Linked DNA regions of Mus musculus: regions 1 and 2 are each linked to region 3. The links are chromatin loops, found by intact Hi-C in ENCODE. Cell type or tissue: heart. All regions are shown on one strand. Links, peaks and the distances in the headings refer to the core of each region. The heading gives the core; the rest is flanking DNA.

Region 1 (5,685 bases), core at 686-5,685, 170 kb after region 3:
CAACTTAGGACAATCTATCATAGAGAGTCGACCGGCACAAAGTCTGTTAGGGAATTTATCACTATTTTATATCGACAAGAAAACAAGGGTTGTCAAGGAAATGTCCACATTAAAAGAACAGCCAGGGCCAGTGAGATGGCTCCACTGAAAAAGCGCTTGGTACATACATAAGCTTAGTAACCAGAGTTTGATCCCCAAAACCCATGAACATGTTGAAGACTCTACAAAGTTGTCCTCTCGTCTCAACATACATCTAATGGCACTCGCACCCTCACATACATCATGCCCACACACTAATGATACATTAAACAATCAGATCAGAGTGGTACAACCTAAGTGCTGCAGTTGGTGGCACAGTGGCCAGGACCTTCACTCTGGAGCTAGAATCCTGGCAGTTTGTATACAGATACCTTTGGTAAAATGGATCGGAGAGCAAATATTTACCTCGGAACTCATTACCAAGTGAATTAATGTGAGAGAGTACTTCGCACTGGAGTGCAAAGTGTTTATTATTGTTGAGCACAGGAAGGGACGGCCACTGGGAGCTTGGTCTCCGCCCCACCTCTGACTCTCGCGGATCGTGCTTGGGTTTTCTGAGACGCCACGGTAGACAGATCCGCCCAAAGACGGGCAGAAGGCATTAGCGCCATGCGCTTGCGCGAAATACCAACAGGCAAAAAGGCAGCCACTACACACCAGAAAAGCGCACCTAGGACAGCCTAACGCCTACCAGTGGCCTGCTGCCTACCACTCCAGGCACCACCTCCCAGTGCCTCGCACTGTCTCTCAGTAGATGGCCAATAAACAGAGAGCAGGAAGAGGCGGGTGGCCTAAGGAACTGCTCCAAACACCTACTTCGGACCAGTCCAGTCACAAGACCTGGGGAGGGCGGGGCTAACCTGACAACCCAATCCCACATTTGAAGGCTGTTACGTCCGGCACTCCGGCGACTTTGACTCCGCCCTTTGCATTGACGTTTACTTGCCAACCTATAAACGACTGAGCCTCGGAGGGAGGGGGAAGGAGGCGGAGAGAGGAAGGAGGCGTTGGCTGAGGAGGAAGAGGGAGGAGGGGCAGGGAAGTTCTGGTGGAGAAGAGCCGTAGACGCCGAAGAAGACAACAGGAGGATACGGCGGAGTTCCTCACTGTCCAGTGGCCTTTCCGGATCCTTCTAGCTACAAGCCGGTTAGGAACGGAGGAAAGGAGGAAGAGTCTTTTATGTCGGAGGACAGAGAGAGAAGCTCTATCCGTCACCGTTGCCTCACATCCGGGACTTTGGACGGCAGGCTCCGCCCCCTTGCACCTTTCAAGGCTACGGGAGGCGGAGACCTCGTTAAATCTCCTTAAAGGGGTGGGTACCGAACTCGGCCGACTCCAACGCCAGTCTTAAAGGGGACAGCAGAAGCTGACAAACAACTCCTGCTGGAAGAATTGGGGCAAGTGGAGTTTTCCTACCTCCTGCCCCACGCAAGAAGTTCATTAAATTCATCTTAAAGGGGAAGTGACAGCCTGTGAAGGGCTAGAAACTTAGCTACGCTCTCTAAAAAGGGACGACTCGCTGTTTGAAGGCCTCTGGACTCTTTAAAGGGGTGGCCTCTTTCAGCCGGAGGACTTGAGACACTTTTAAAGGGGAAGTCGTGCTTTCCGCCCCTTTTAAAGGGGTGGTCCTTCCTCTTCCTCTGGGAGACTTGCCTCGACCCCTGGCACGGGGCCGCCACCGCACTAGACCAGCCGGACACGGTGGAGTCGTCTTAAAGGGGCCGGGGGCTGGACAATTTGAGGCCTCGCCTTAAAGGGACGGCCGCCCAGTTTTAGTCGTCGCGGCCCCGCCAGCCCTACAGGGGGGGCCTTCAGGCTTGTCGCCCCGGGGGCGGCGCCGGCTCTCTGGGCCTTGGCCTTGGGGCAAGCCAGAGGCCAGCGGATCCTGTTTTAAAGAGGAAGCCGGAGCTCTCCCGTCCCTGTGCAAGCGCCAGCGCCGCGCTCGCGACCCGGGGCCTGTGGACAGGCCGCTTCGGGCCCCGCCGCCTCCGGATGCGGCGCTGAGGGCCGTCACCATGGAGACGGCCGCGGCCCCAGGCCCGGGCTGGGCAGCTGAAGGGGAGCGGCGACGGAGACGCTGCTCGCGGCGAGACCGTGATCGGGAGCAGCGGCGCCGCCGAGGTCCAGGCGGTGACGCGCCCCGGGCCTTGTTGGCCGCCCCGCGAGGCTCTTCATCCTCCTCGTCACCGCCGCCGCCCGCCCGTCCCTGGTCGTCAGCTTCATCTGGAGAGCGGCCTGGGGGCCTACGACGGCGGCGGCCCCGACCCAGGCCTCGACCCCCGAGACCGCGAGCTCGGAAGCGGCCTGCCGGTTCGGGCAGCCGCGGAGAGGAAGAGGACGAGGAGGAAGAGGGGGGCGCAGACGACGGAGAAGCCGAGGAGGAGCCTGAGGAGGAGGAAGAGGAGGAAGACCTGATCGATGGTTTTGCCATCGCTAGCTTTGCCAGCCTTGAGGCCTTGCAGGTGTGCCCTAATGGGATTTGGGGGTCTTTGGGAGGTGGGTCAGAAGGGCAGAGAGAAGGGTATAGCCCTTACAGAGGATGGGGTTGAGGGGGCAGTGGTGACACCCCAAACCAGAGCAACCGGCTCCTCTTGCCGGGTTTCTGCCCCACCCTGGGGTGGGAGGAGGTAGAGCTAGTGTCTGGGGACTACCTAGGTTCCCCTGCTTGAGAGGCACTTGAGTAACTTGGTCACCCTTAGAGAGTTAAGGAGCTTTTCTTTCTCCAACCACATTTCCACCACCTCTTCTACAGAAGGATGCATCTCTTCAGCCCCCAGAACGACTGGAACATCGGCTGAAGCATTCTGGGAAACGGAAGAGGGGGGGCTCCAGTGGGGCCACTGGGGAACCAGGGGACAGCTCAGACCGTGAGCCTGGCCGACCCTCTGGGGATAGGCCCCGTAAATGGCCCAATAAGCGAAGAAGGAAAGAGGTGAGCATGTCCCAGATTCCAGTCCTTCCAATTTGTTCAGTCGGAATATATCATTCCTGTAGACTGACTTCCCACGAGCATCACAACTGCCGATCCCAGCAGTAATCCTAGTGTCTAGGAGCACAGGGGAAGGCAGAACAAATTGGACAGCAGCCCCATCTCCAATCCAGGTCTGAAGGACCTAACTAGAGTCAAACTCACTTGCTTTTGCTTGTGCTATGTATACTACTAACAAGCTGATAATTCAAGAGATACATCAAAGACAGCTGAATTATAAATAAGAGATGTCCTGTCCTTTCCTCTAGCTGGTGGCAGCCTAAGGGGAAAGAAACAGCCAAAAAGCAAGCACCTAGACTAGCTTGAGCAGCTGTGTAAGGCAGTGATCTGGGAGAGATCTAGGCAAAGTGCTACAGAAACCCACATGAGGAAGCCACTCATTCTGTCTGGGGGATGGGCAGAGGGTTGCGGTTAGGGAAAGCCCCCTAGAACGTCTTGGGCCCCAGTGTAGTCAGAAGTTTGCTGAGGAAAGAAGTGAGGAAAAGTTGTTTTGAATACAGTTTTAAGATTTGAGAACCTAGAGTATTAGGAAAATAGTAAGCTGGTTGGTAGCGGAGGTGGAAGTAAACAGAGAAACAAGAGCATGATGGAGAGTAGCTTTTAAGTCCTCTTGAAGGTCTTGCTGGGAGTAGTGGCTTTGTACAGTTGCTTGGTCAGTCAGCCTCCCTTACTTCTGGACTCTGGTCTTTCTCAGGCCTTCTCCCGTCACTCTCTGGAAGCTGGATATATAGTAAGTGTCACCTACCTGTAATGGCCCATCCCTTCCCTGTTGGGTCCCTCTCCTATCCCCTGATGTCTTTCTCTTTATCTTCTCAGTGTGACGCAGAAAGTGATCTGGATGAGAGGGTGAGTGGGGCCAGGAGCTGTTGGGTGGGCACTATTGTGGGGGTTTAAGCAAGCAGCCTGCAGTTTGAACAACTCCCACAAACAATAGACATCCTTCCTAAATGGGAACATGGGGCATATTGAACCAGAATTAAGTTTTGAGGAGGAAGGGAGAGAAGAAAAAGGTATTGGGTTGAGAGGTGAGGCCACAGTGTCCATGTGTTTTTGAAGGGTCAGTTCTCCTTCTAACATGGGGTGGAACTCAGGCCATCAGGCGTCACAAGTGCTTTTACCTGTTGAGCTATCTTGATGACCCTGGGCTTTTTTTTTTTTTTTTTTGGTTTTGTTTTTATTTTTTGGTTGTTGGTTGGTTTTGTTTGATTTGAGGGTTTGTTTGGTTTGTGTTTTGCTTTTAATTTTGTGTGTGGGTATTTTGTCTGCATGTATGCCTGCATATCCTCAGGAACTGGACAGTTGTGAGCCTCCATGTGGGTGGTAGGAGTTGAACCTGGATCTTCTGCAAGAACAGCCAGGGCTCTTAACTGCTGATCTGTCTCTCCAAACATGCCACCCCTCCACCCACATGGGTTTTTTTTTGTTTTGTTTTGTTTTTTGTTTTTTGTTTTTTCAAGACAGGGTTTCTCTGTAGCCCTGGCTGTCCTGGAATTCACTTTGTAGACCAGGCTGGCCTTGAACTCAGAAATCCGCCTGCCTCTGCCTCCCGAGTGCTGGGATTAAATGCATGCGCCACCACGCCCGGCAGCAGTTTTTGTATGATTAGAGTCTTGTAGTGAGGACATCAGACCATGGTTGATGAGTGCAGATACCCATCCTGGAAAGCTCTTTCAGTTTCTCATTAGTGACTGTTGGGAGATCATGTGCCCTTGACGGTGGTGTTTCACCCCTTTACTTCCATAAGAAACTACATTTATACTCCTGAGGCTTGTCTTTTTTTTTTTCCTTCTCACAGTTTTTAGAAAGTGATTATGGTGAGCTAAAGGGTTGTGGTCTACCTACAGGACTGGGGTCACTATCCAATTTTAACTAATTATTGCTACATGAGAATAGGGGAGTATTGTCAAAAGGCCTTCATCTGTGTTTTAACATGGGCTTTCCAGCTCTGATCAGTTTTAAGGGTTTGGTTTGTTACTTCATTTTGGTTTTGGTTTGTCTGTTTCATTTTGGGTTTTGTTGTTGTTGTTGTTAATATTTTCAAACCATACATATCAGCAGGCCAGATAGTGTTTTGAATCAGCAGTTAGTCTAGTTTGTTTTTTAAAGATTATTAGGACCAGTCATAATGATGTATATCTTTAATCCTAGCACTCAGGAGGCAAAGGCAGGCGGGTCTCTGAGTTTGAGACCAGCCAAGGCTACATATTGAGACCCTATCTCAAAACAAACAAAAAAGATTCTTTTATTACTTTTTAATTATGTATATGTGTCTGTATGAGTGAGTACAGATGCCTACAGAGACCAGAGGAATCAATTTCCCCTGAACCTGGAGTTACAGGCCGTTGTGAGCTACCTGACATGGATACTGGGAATCTAACTTGGGTCTAGTTCTAACCACTTAGCCATCTCTGCAGCTCTCCAGCAGTTAGTCTTAGTTGACATTACTTTGATCTGCTGTCATCTTTACCATCTCTGGCATAGCAGAATTTGGGCCTCAGTGGCCTACTCCCTTCTTAAGTCCCCTAAAGCCAACAACATTCCAATAGATGACAGCTAGGCTGATGACCTAGACAAGTCTTCAACACCTAACCCTGCTCTGCCTCTCACCAGGTCTCAGATGATGACCTCGACCCTTCCTTCACTGTCTCGACCAGCAA
Region 2 (5,842 bases), core at 605-5,604, 98 kb after region 3:
AGTGACTACAGAGGCCCAGCCCAGGGCCTTTCCCTACTTCAGAAGCTCCTGACCAGCAGGCTACTCCCTGGTGGACAGAGATGGGTGGGAGGTCAGGGTATGCACAGCCTGCTTCCCACTTGGGATAGGGTCAGATATCTGCCCCAGGGCCTCCTCCTGACTTGGAGTATTCTTCAAGCTGCTTCCTCTCCCAGGCACAGAGGAAAGGCAAAAAAGGTGATAGGCAAGGAAGAACTTTAAAAGCCATAACATAAAATACAAATGAGGAGCAGAAATCATTTGTGGGGTTTTTGTTTCTTTCTTTATTTTTCCTTCTATGCCATCCAATTTTATACAAGCCCTCCTTGATTGAGAAAATCCTAAAATCCACTGTCTTCCAGACCTGGTTCTCTCCTTCCAATGCTGAAATCAACTCATGGGAGCTGTAGCTGTGATCTGATCTGAACCTCGAGTGTGTGTGTGTGTGTGTGTGTGTCTGTCTGTCTGTCTGTCTGTCTGTGACAGAGGGCAGCCTTAAAGTTCTGAACATCCTTGTGCCACCAGCTACCAAGGGCTGCAAGCAAGCATGTGCCAGCACACACAGTGTATGGAGTGCTGAGAATGGACCACAGAACTCTTCTGTCTTGTTTGCTGGGCTGAATATTTTGGATTTTTTCCAGAGAACCTACAAACTTGGGCCTTTGGTACATGTGATAGATACTTTGGTTTTTAAACTGTAATTAATTACAGTTATTAATAAATAAATAAATTCATTTATGTTTATATGCAGTCTCAGGTGACCCAAACTGGTCTCAAATTTCTGATCTTCCTGTCTCTACCTCCCCAGTGGGGGAATCACAGGCAGGAACCACCACACCGGGCTCTTGACCAGTAACTCAATCCCGGAGAATGCAGCTGGCTCAACCCACACAGAGCCATCAACTTTAGCCTCTGCATTAAAGACACAATGACTTCAACGAGGCTCTCTTCATCCTCAGGCCTATCAATACTTCTGAGCCAGGAAAAGGCCCTCGCTTCTCATGGAGCTCTAGTAGGGTTGCCCAGCCCAGCCCAATAGATGTAAAGACGACAGTACATCCGGAGTGTGTGCAGATGCATCTAGAAATCACCAAAAAGACTGTACCCGGTGCCCAGACCAGCAGTACCTAGAACGTCTGTGACTTCCGGAAGATGACATAGGTTCAACCCTCTGGACCTCAAACAATGTACATATCTCACCCTCTATGTTGACGCCTTTAAGACCATCACCCACACTTTCTGAATATCTCTGGGTAATGCTAGAAGCCCACAGGTGGATCCGGGTCCTCTTGTCTAGGGTCCAGGGATATAGATAACTGACGGGCTTTTTTGTCCTTATGGCCTTTAGCTCCTGGTCTATGGACCCACTGGTGGCTTGTCATAGCTGACTTTGTGCGAAACTGCCTGCCACATTGAGGGCAGGGGTAAGGACGCTCGCCAGTGTGGGTCCTCCTATGGGCTGGAATTTCAGAGCTCTGGCGAAAGCAGCGACCACAATCAGGGCATGAATAAGGCTTTTCACCTGTATGGATGCGCATGTGGCGCCGAAGATATTTGGAATCCGCAAAGGCTCTGCCACAGTGAGTGCAAGTGAAGGGGGTCACACCACTGTGTACCACCCGCTGGTGCTCACGGAACGCAGATCTCTGGCTGAAGCAGCGTCCACAATCAGCACAACAGTAAGGCTTCTCCCCAGTGTGGATACGGAGATGGGCAATGAGGCCAGAGCGACGTGTGAAGGCTCGGCCACAGTCAGGGCAACAATGAGGCCGTTCCCCTCTGTGTATGGCCCGGTGAGAGCTCAGGGAAGAAGACCGGCTGAAGGATTTGTTGCAGTCGGGGCAACAAAATGGTTTTTCACCTGTGTGAGTATACATGTGTGCCACCAATGTGGACCGCTGGGTAAAACTCTTCCCACAGTCAGGACACTGATGCGGCCGTTCCCCTCGGTGTATGGCTCGGTGCATGGTCAGGGAAGAAGCCCGGCCGAAGCATTTGTTGCAGTCTGGGCACTGAAACGGCTTTTCACCTGTGTGAGTGTACAGGTGCTCCACCAATGTGGGCCGCTGGGCAAAACTCTTCCCACACAAATGGCACCCGTGACGCTTGTCTGCCCTTAGGACCGTGGCTTGAATTCCACTAGCGGAGCCAGCAAATGAGAGTTGTGGCTCCTTCTGCCCAGGTTCTGGAGAAAATGTCTTCTGCATTGCTTCAGTCTCTTCTCTTGGTCTCTTCCTTTCCTTCTCGTGCCTGCAATCTGCTGGGAGACCATGAAAAAAGCTCAGACTCTGACTTCTACTGCCCCTTAATTTCCACAGCGCCACATGGGGACAGACTGGACACAGGACGGTAGAGACCACCGCATCTGAGCATGTGCGGTGCACAGATGTCCAGATGCAGCATAAAGAAAGGGGTCTGTGTGGTCCCCAATCCCAAGTGCAGTTGTCTAAGAAGCACTTGTCAGAGGTGGACAGCAAGAACTGAAGGAGACTCCAGAACGCAGTCACAGAGATAGTAGCAGAGAAGAAGTGGGAACGAGGGGCTACAACCTATACAGCCTAATGACCCTGTAGATATGAGGTGAGAGCACTGGACAGAACAATCACAGCCCCTTTTCAGATGAATCCAGGAGCCAGCCATCATGGCTTTGGCCAGGAAACAGCAAAATAAGAAGAAACTGCCAGGCAGTAAGTGCAGTCACTAGAAGACACCACACAGGCTGGCAACACAGAAGTTTCCCCAGGCAAGTACCCAGTCCTTCACCTGAGTGGACTTCTGTCCTGCACATGGCCACCTCTGGATCCTGTGCACAGGGTCCCCACACTTCGGACTCTTCCTCCACCCAGCAGATGAGTGCTGGTTTGGCGCCTCCAAGTCCTGAAGGGAAAAATAGCAAACCCACTAGTCAAGAGGACAACCCACTTGGTTCCGACCGCCCGTGCCCAGGTCTCTCTGCTGCCACGCAGGACCCACGGTGTCACGTGAGGCGCGAACACAGGCGGCCAGGAAGGTTCTCACCGAGAGAGGCCAGGAGACCATAGGTCTCGCGCATCACCTCTCGGTACAGGGCTCTCTGCGCCGGCCGCAGACACCTCCACTCCTCCGGGGAGAAGTACACGGCCACGTCCGCGAAGCTCACAGCCTCGGGTTTACAGGACGCAGGCGGAGCCCAGGCCCTTCCCCGGGCCATCCTCTGCGCCATGGGGACTCCCCGCACAGTCCCTGGGTCAGCCCCGCACGCCTGGGATTGCCTTCTCAGTTCACGGTGTCCGTGGTCGGGTACCAGGGCTGAAAAGGGACAGGAACCAGGTCTGTGGGCACCTTAATGTAGGTGAAAATTGAAAACTGATAGGAGCACAGCGGAGATTTCAGGAAGACCGCGTAAAAATGTGGACTTGGGCGCGGCATCTCAGGAACTATGCTCCCTAGCGGTCCTGCCCAGGGTTGCATTACTTGACTTCCTGCATCAATTTCTTCCAGCCCTCATCAAAAATGGCCACAGAGTCTACAAGTGCCAGTCTGAGAACAAATCCCAGGCAGACAGGCCCACATGAGACTGCCTGCCTGTGAGGACCACATACAGGGAGGGTTTTATGGTCTCAGAAGACCCACAGCCCTCTCAAGGTCAGCTAGGTGGAAGCGGCCTGTGAATAGATGTTTAGTATTTTATTTGTGGTCAGTGTTCATCTCGGAGCTAGAAGCAAGCCTGTGGAGGGAGACCTGTTAATAAGCTATTAAATGAAGCAGGCCTCCAGTTGTGGTGGTTTTATCAGCTTGGTCTTCAAATCTCAAACTAGTTGAGGAATACTGACTGCTCCTGATACAGATCAGAGATCACAGAGCTGATCTTTGATCAGCCAGGACACCTGGGACATTCCAGACCATCCAATCTTCTAAAAGGTTAAATGTACTCCTGCCCATCTGGATTTCTTTGCCTCACTCTTAGCAGGGAGTTAAGATTTCTGGGCCATTTGTGAGAGTCCGGGGAGGAATGAGGTCCAACTCACAGTAAGGATTTAAGTCTGACTCATTGTTATTTTAATATAAGAATACCTACCTATGAAAGGAATATTATCCTATTTGTCATCATTCAGAGCTGTTTGTGCTTTATAAAAAAAAAAAAGAAAAAGAAGCCAGGGATATGTTGGTGGAGGCACAGTGTGGTGTAGGTGAAGGGGGTGCCTCTGAGAGCTCATTTGAGTCCTCCCTTCCCCCCGGAGGTACCAGCTTATGATGGTACAGTATAGAATAGAGTTTATTTAAGGCATGGGGTGGAGAGTTGATGGCTTAATAGAGACAGATGAAGAGAGACAGAGAGAGAGGGAGAGAAGGAAAGGTGAGAAAAAGAGAAGAAAGAGAAAGAGAGAGAAAAGAGAAGTGGAATAGAACACATGGAGGGGGGAGGGGAATGAGGAGAGAAGGGACAGAGCAGAAGAGGGTTAGAGAGCAAGAGAGCAAAAGGTGTACACTGTAGCTGTGTTCAGACACACCAGTAGAGGGGGCATCAGATCCCCATTGCAGATGGTTGTGAGCCACCATGTGGTTGCTGGGAATTGAACTCAGGACCTCTTGAAAAGCAGGCAGTGCTCTTAAGCACTGAGCCATCTCTCCTGCCCTGAAAATAGTTTTAATCCCCAACCAACTGCACCACCAGAGTGGGAGGAGGGGTGACCCAGGGTTATGAGATCGCTATCAGCTCCCCCAGTTTCATACAGCATATACCTTCTAATGTGTGGAACAAGGCTATGGTGAACAGGATGTCGCCCTATAAATGATTGATCTTAGACAGTTTAAAGAGGCCACTGTTTTTATATGGGATGCATATGCCTTGTGTAAATTCTAAATAACTAGGCTACCCAAATATTCCCCGAGCTTGTTAGGGATTGGTGGCAGCTGCACTAGGGTCCACCCACTGTTGCAATGGTTAACATGGTGGAAGGAAGGACATGTGAGTATTGAACAGTGAAACAAAGCACAGAGAATGAATATGGGGAAAGACCAGTTACTAGTTGAAGGCAGTACTTTAAGATACAAAACAGATCAAACGTAATGGTGCTGCCGTAGAACACTGCCGCTTAGCAGCTTGAAGAACTCGGGATAAAGCTGAACCTGAGAAAAGGTCCACCTTGTTTACAAAGCGTATCCAAGGCTCTGCAGAAGCCTTCACTGATTTGAGATTTGATTTTTCTTTCAAAGATGAGTCTCAGCTGTGAGCAAAGCCCTGCCAGACCCTGAATTGAGGCAGGCATCGATAGAGACCTTAAAATTTGAAAATTCAAATACCAAATGTTAAGAAAACAAAACAAAACATTAAAGGTGCGGGCAGCAGCTATGGATGAGTGGATAAGGGGAATAACCAATATTAGTTCTAAGGTGCAGTATGCTAATATCAAAGGTCAAGGTGTAACTAGGGGTCTCCAATATCAAACTGCCCAGTGTGTCAATTGCAGGGAATGCAGTCATTTGCAAAGACACTATGACCAAGCCACTAAAGGTCTCAAATCTCAAAATGCTTGGCACTTTCACTGTGGGAAATATGTTCATTTGCAACAAAAGTGTGAACAAGGCATCTCTAAGGGCAATGGTTCTTCTAAATACGAACCAGAAAGAAGGCCTAGGCTTCTAGGGGGTGTGCAGGCAATGTGTTTGGGTTTGCCATTGGACTGGTGAGTGCAGGTGAAGAGAGATATTCAAGGTAATGACTTAGGGTTGATAAATGGCCTTGGGGCATGGAGCCCACCCCAACACCGGAACAAAATATGGGTTGCTTGTCCATTGTCATCCAAGGAGGAACATACAGACCCAAAACCTCAACTGAGTAGTG
Region 3 (5,842 bases), core at 433-5,432:
CTGCTCTGTTGTTCACTTTACTCTTTTCGTTTAAATGAGAACAATAAGGACCGGTCGTGGTGGTACGTGTCTTTAGTCCTGGCACTCAGGAAGCAGAGGCAAGAGGATCTCTGTGAGTTCAAGATCAGCTTGATCTATAGAGTGAGTTCCAGAACAGACAGGACTACGTAGAGAGACCCTGTCACCCCCCACAAAAGATGAAAGACAATACCAGCTATTCATGGATGTAAAACTTAGCTGCTGTGTTAGTCTCCGTGGCCTCTGTAACAAAGCACCAAAGGCTGGTTGTCCTAAAATAACCTTGTCTCTATTGCTGAGATGCAACCCTATGGCCAAGGCTGCTTACAGATTGAAGGTTTATTTGGTCTTTGGTTCCAGAGGATAGATAGATTCTATCACTTCCCTCAACTGTAGAACTCTTGAAACATACATACTATTTTATTTACTCTTTGAGAATTTCATACATATGTAAAATTCTATTTTATTTGGGCTCTGGCTGTTCTAGAACTCACTCTGTAGACCAGGCTGGCCTCAAACTCACAGAGATCCGCCTGCCTCTGCCTCCCAAGTAGTGGGATTAAGGGTGTGCACTGTCAGTCCAGACTCAATATACAGTGTGTTTTAATTATTTTCCCACTCTCACCCTCTAGCTCCTTCCAGAACACCCCCCATGCCTCCTCCCAATGTCTAGCCCCCAATTAAAAAAAAAAAAAAGAATAGTCTGAGAACACTTATCACTGCCTGTATTCGTGTAGATGTGGGGCCATCTGCCGGAGTCAGATCCCTGAAATACAATGACTGTGACACTCAGGTTTATGCTTTCTACCTTGTTCGAAGGTCAATGTTGTGCCTTTTGCTCACTGTTCACCCAAATATCTCCTTTCTTATTTTTCCTTGGGTCTCCTTTGTCCCTCAGGCACAAACAGACAGGACCTGACATCCTTTAACATGGAACTCTCCTCCAGCGGGATCAGCGCAGACCTCAGCAAGGTGCACAGGAGGAGCTGAGGGGTGCTGAGGGATCTAACTGACTCAGCTGGCTCGGGATAGCACTCACCCTAGTCCTCTCCTTCCCTGAGCAGGGCCATGCAGTTGTGGGAGCTGTTGGGGCTAAGGATTGGGCCGGGGGCTTTCTGGACCTGCGTGAAGACCTGCAGGGTGCCACATTTGTTGGGCAGGAACCGCTGACCTCAGATGTGAGAGGGGGCTACCTGGGTGAGCACTTTGCCTTTCTGCTGGGTTTTTGTAGTTATTGTTATTTGTTTGTTTGTTTGTATTTCTGGTTGGAGAGGCCAGAGAGTAGCTCAAACCTGTTTTCAAAATAATAGTGGATTCTCTCTCATTCTCTCTTTCTCTCTCAGGAGGGGAAAGTCTGAGTCTTTCCTAGTCCAGGTTGGCCAGGAACGCACGGCAATCCTTTTATCGTAGCGTCCCAAATGCTAGATTACAGGTGTGAACTTTTTTTTTTTAATTAGACAAGCTGTTTTGTATTCTAGACCAGCTTGTATGAGCATGCCACAGGGAATGTGTGGAGGTCAGAGGTCGTCTTGTGAGCGTTTGCTCTTCTTCCTACCATGTGTGTTCATTTTTGATGGTCAGGGATCAAACTCAGACCATCTACTCTGGTGGCAATAGCCTTTGCCTGCTGAGCCTTCTCAACAGCCCAGTTTTATTTAATTTCAAGGATTCTTTTCATCTAGGCATGGCGATGATGGCTCGGGCCTGTAATCTCAGCATTTGGGAAGTCGAGGCAGGAAGATTGTGAATTCAGAGGACATCATGGCCTAAATAGAGAGATTCTGTCTTCAAAGGAAGGGGAGGGTGGGGGGATTGGAATGACAGGTCAGAGTTTAACTGTTTGTTGCTCATGCCCAGGACCTGAGTTCAGGTCCCAGCATCCACACTGGGTAACTGCACAACCACCTGTAACCCCAGCTCCAGGAACTCTCTTCTGGCCTCCCAAGTGTACGCAAACACACACACACACACACACACACACATACAGTAAAAAAAAAAAAAAAAAATCAGCCAAGTGGTAGGAGCACACACCTTTAATCCCAGCACTTGGGAGGCAGAGGTGGGCCAATCTCTGAGTTCTAGGACAGCCTGGTCTACAGAGTGAGTTCCAGGACAGCCAGGGCTACACAGAGAAACCCTGTCTCGGAAAACCAAAACCAACCAACCAAAAGTCATGCTAGGCACCGAGAAAAAGAAGCACGTCTGTCTGTCTGTCTGGTCAGAGTTGCCAGCGTTGGTCTGTTCATGCCCTGTTGAGGTCTCACCCTGCGCTGTTCTAGGCTTCTGGGCCACCTGAGGTGCTCTTCCCAGGCCGTCATGGGGCCTCAGCTGGTACTGTCCCTGCTCTGTCTGTGTCTGTGTCTGTCTGTCTGTCTGTCTCTCTCTTTCTTGTTGTCTAGATTATGCACAGGCTGAGAGGGGACATGGGATGATTTTCTCCAGGCCATACAGCTACAAAGTCAGAACACTGAGATTTGAGCCATGTCTCGGACTCTCCTCAGGTGTGTGCCTCATGGGTACATGAAGTGAACAGGGGTGAGGTGCAGTCTCTCCCAGCTCTTTGCCTCTGATTTGCTTGTTTTCAGTTGCTCTGCAAATAGAATCAGAATCTTGAACCATATTTACTTGTGTGTGTGTGTGTGCGCGCGCGCGCGCGCATGTTGTGGGGGCAGTGACCAAAATTCCCAACCTGAACTCACTATGTAGACCAGGCTGGCTTTAAACTGAAAGATATACCTGCTTCTGCCTCCTGAGTGCTGTGGTTAAAGAGCTTGGAACCATATTTACTTTGCGTTATTCATTGTGGCAACACCTGGAGCAGCAGCTGGGGGCATGTGCTGTCTTCTTCCTGCCAAGCTTATCAAGTGACCTTGGCCACAGCAGTGGCTTAGAGGACTCCATAGCCTGTTTGTTCTGGTCTTGTCACCTACAGGTACCTCTGCCTATGCAGTGGTCAGGGGAGCTGGCTGACAGTGTAGGCCAGGCTTGTTTCTCCTGGGGGGCTCTTCTGCCTCCAGAGCCACAGTAGCTTGGGGCACCAGAAAGTGACATGAGAATCATCTTCGGGTGGCTGTGGCTGTCATGTAGCATTGCTTGTGTAACTTTCAAAGCCTTGGATTTGGTTTCAGCTCTGGGAAGAATGGGGGCTTCTTTTTTAGTATTCGGTGCCATCTTGGTGGAAATATTTTTGATTCTGAGAGAGATTTATATATATTTTATTATATGTGTATAGTTTTGTCTGCATGTATTCCTGTGTACCACATGCATGCAGTACCCTTGAAAACCAGGAGAGGGAGACATATACCCTGGAATTGTGAGCCACTATAGGTACTGGGACTAGAATCTGGGTTCTCTCTGGGGAGGGGGTGGGGATCAGCCAGTGTTCTTAACTTCTGAGCCAGTTCTCCAGCCTTAAAAAGGGTTTTGAGCTAACTTGTTTAAAATGGAAGTTTCTCAAGTGTCCTCCCTTCCCTTTCTTTTCATGTGAGTGGCTGGCGTGGGACTGGCGGATCCCCTGCTTTGGCCCTGGAGTACGAACATGCATCAGCTCTTTGTTTTCAGTGTGCACATCAACTCTGCAGGGCTTTCTCTGTGCAACCCTGGCTGTCCTGGAACTTCCTGTGTGGACCAGGCTGGCCTCGAACTCAGAGATCTGCCTGTCGCTGCCTCCTGAGCGCTGGGATTAAAGGCGTGCACCTTCATGCCCAGCTCTTTGCCCTCTTCTTCTGAGCATATTGTATAAATTACTTATCTTGTTGCTAAGGCAATAGATCTGAAAAGCTAGCAAAAGGAAGGAAGGGTTTAATTTTAGCTCAGAGTTTATGAAGGGGCACAGCACACGGTGGTGGAGCCATGGTGGCAGGAGTTGGAGGTAGGTCTCCATTCATCTGTAGGTTGATTACTGTTTTTATTCCGTCCAGGAGCTCAGCATGAGACAATATTGCCCACGTCCAGGGCTTGTTTCCCCTCTTTGGTTGTCTAACTAAAAGGTCGGAGAAATGGCTTGGTGATTTAGAACACTGGCTACTCTTGCAGAGGACTGGGGTTTGATTCCCAGCATCCACATGGTGGCCCACAGCCATCTGTAACACCAATTTCAAGGGATCTGAGACCCTCTTCTGGTCTCCATGGTTGCTAAGGATGCATATGGGACACATATGTATATGCAGGTAAAACGCTCATGTACATGAAGCAAAATCAATCACACCTCAGCAGATCTACTGTGTCCAAAGCAGATAGATGGCTGGCTGCTTCCCGGGTGAGCATGTTGTTCACACTTGAACAGTGCTGGGGCGGCAGTGCATATGGCCGCCCCGCAGGTAAAATGTCGTCTGGCTATTTCCGTGCATCGCGGTTGTGAGCTCAGTGTCTTGGGCTCTCTTTCTCCCAGCAGCCTTTGCGCTTCTAACTCCAGATGCCTCCCCTGTTCTATCAGGTTACACTGTGGCCTGGATGACCTCCCGGAGCTCCAGACCCCTGCTGGCAGCAGGAGCCCCACGGTACCAGCATGTGGGACAAGTACTGCTTTTCCAAGCCCCAGAGGCTGGAGGACGTTGGAACCAAACCCAGAAGATAGAAGGGACTCAGGTGAGAGTGGCATGAGTAGATTGCTGTGTCCTGCAAACACGGTACGTGTGTAGAATGAGTCATGTTTGCTGCTCAGAGCAGTCTGGGAGGTAAATGCCATTTCCCGACTCTGTCATAAGCTCTGGAGGCTCCAGGGGCCCAATGTGTCTCAGTTCACATGAGCTCAGGACTTGATTCTGCATTTGAGGTGGTGGGGGAGGTGGACACGGTACAGCTGTAGGGTCGGAGAGGACCTGCACCTCTCCCTGGCCTCGTTGACTCTTCCTCAGATGTCTTGCTGTCCTCACAGATCGGATCTTACTTTGGTGGGGAACTATGTAGTGTTGACCTGGACCAAGATGGCGAGGCAGAGCTGCTGCTGATTGGAGCACCCCTGTTCTTTGGGGAGCAGAGAGGAGGCCGAGTGTTCACTTACCAGAGAAGACAGGTGAGAACTGGGACCCCAGCAGTGAGGCAGAGCAGGGTGAAGGTGTGAAGTCCTGCTCAGGTCTGGGCTATTCTGAAGCGCTCTTCTCCTCCACTATGCCAACCACACTTACAACAAACAGCAGCTTATAGTTGTGGTCTATTGTGCAAGACTGGGTGCCAAGCACCCGTACACACAGCCTCATGTTGTTGTTTGACCATCTTCTAAGCATCTACAATTCTTATGTTACAAATGGGAGCACAAGGCTAAGGAGACTCCTGTCATGCTTCAGTGTCACCAGGGCAAGCAGACAAAAACAAACTGTGCTGTACCTAGCCCAGGTCAGCCTGACAGAATTGATGCCTTGAGGGGCCTGGCCACACATTTCTTTTGTGCTCTCTAGTGTATTTACCACAATGCCACATTCTGGGGAAGTTTGCTGTGGCTGAGAGGTTAATGTGTGTCTCCTTCCCAGTCGCTGTTTGAAATGGTCTCAGAGCTACAGGGTGACCCTGGCTACCCGCTTGGTCGGTTTGGAGCCGCCATAACTGCCCTGACGGACATCAATGGGGATAGGCTGACTGATGTGGCTGTGGGAGCCCCTTTGGAGGAGCAGGGGGCTGTGTACATCTTCAATGGGAAGCCTGGTGGGCTCAGTCCCCAGCCAAGCCAGGTAAGGTACTCTGCCTGTCCATCAAACTGGGATCCCACACACCCTGAAGCCTCCAAGCTTAAGTCTGAGCCTGACTTCCTGTACCTGGCCTCTCCTGGCTTACCATCCATTTCTCTCTTGCACCCAGCGTATACAAGGAGCCCAGGTGTTCCCAGGAA

What was found. A loop is a pair of places that touch in the nucleus more often than their neighbours do. Peaks named below come from ENCODE experiments on the same cell type or tissue, not always from the same donor. Only the 100,000 strongest peaks of a DNase experiment are listed, where the experiment ranks them.
Region 1: a loop joins it to region 3, with 2.0 times the contacts of the local background. A loop is called at or near these places in 8 of 42 quality-filtered maps.
Region 2: it touches region 3 in a loop (2.1-fold over the local background); 2 of 42 quality-filtered maps call a loop at or near these places.

The regions. Positions count from the first base shown.
Region 1 is chr7:127,477,145-127,482,829 of GRCm38, forward strand. Fbrs (fibrosin) reads left to right here and starts at 1,814. Exons shown (of 18, transcript NM_010183.2): 1 at 1,814-2,501; 2 at 2,792-2,971; 3 at 3,723-3,758; 4 at 3,845-3,874; 5 at 5,639-5,685. The coding sequence starts at 2,055. In heart, for the core only: a CTCF peak has its summit at 705; DNase peaks (open chromatin) are centred at 817, 1,307, 1,727, 2,827 and 2 weaker places; H3K4me3 peaks cover 3,238 bases; H3K27ac peaks cover 2,399 bases.
Region 2 is chr7:127,403,385-127,409,226 of GRCm38, forward strand. It overlaps Zfp764 (zinc finger protein 764), which reads right to left and starts at 3,438. Exons shown (of 3, transcript NM_146203.4): 1 at 3,037-3,438; 2 at 2,782-2,895; 3 at 284-2,275. The coding sequence starts at 3,220. The coding sequence ends at 1,278. In heart, for the core only: CTCF peaks have their summits at 3,438 and 4,531; DNase peaks (open chromatin) are centred at 917, 3,057, 3,127 and 3,487; H3K4me3 peaks cover 1,200 bases; H3K27ac peaks cover 906 bases.
Region 3 is chr7:127,305,732-127,311,573 of GRCm38, forward strand. Itgal (integrin alpha L) reads left to right here. Exons shown (of 31, transcript NM_001253872.1): 10 at 917-990; 11 at 1,083-1,215; 12 at 4,454-4,605; 13 at 4,895-5,032; 14 at 5,487-5,684; 15 at 5,812-5,842. Among named protein-coding and RNA genes, the nearest start is that of Itgal, 12 kb to the left of the region's middle. In heart, for the core only: a CTCF peak has its summit at 3,298 (motif pointing right); no DNase peak of the experiment used is centred there; H3K27ac peaks cover 256 bases; H3K27me3 peaks cover 264 bases.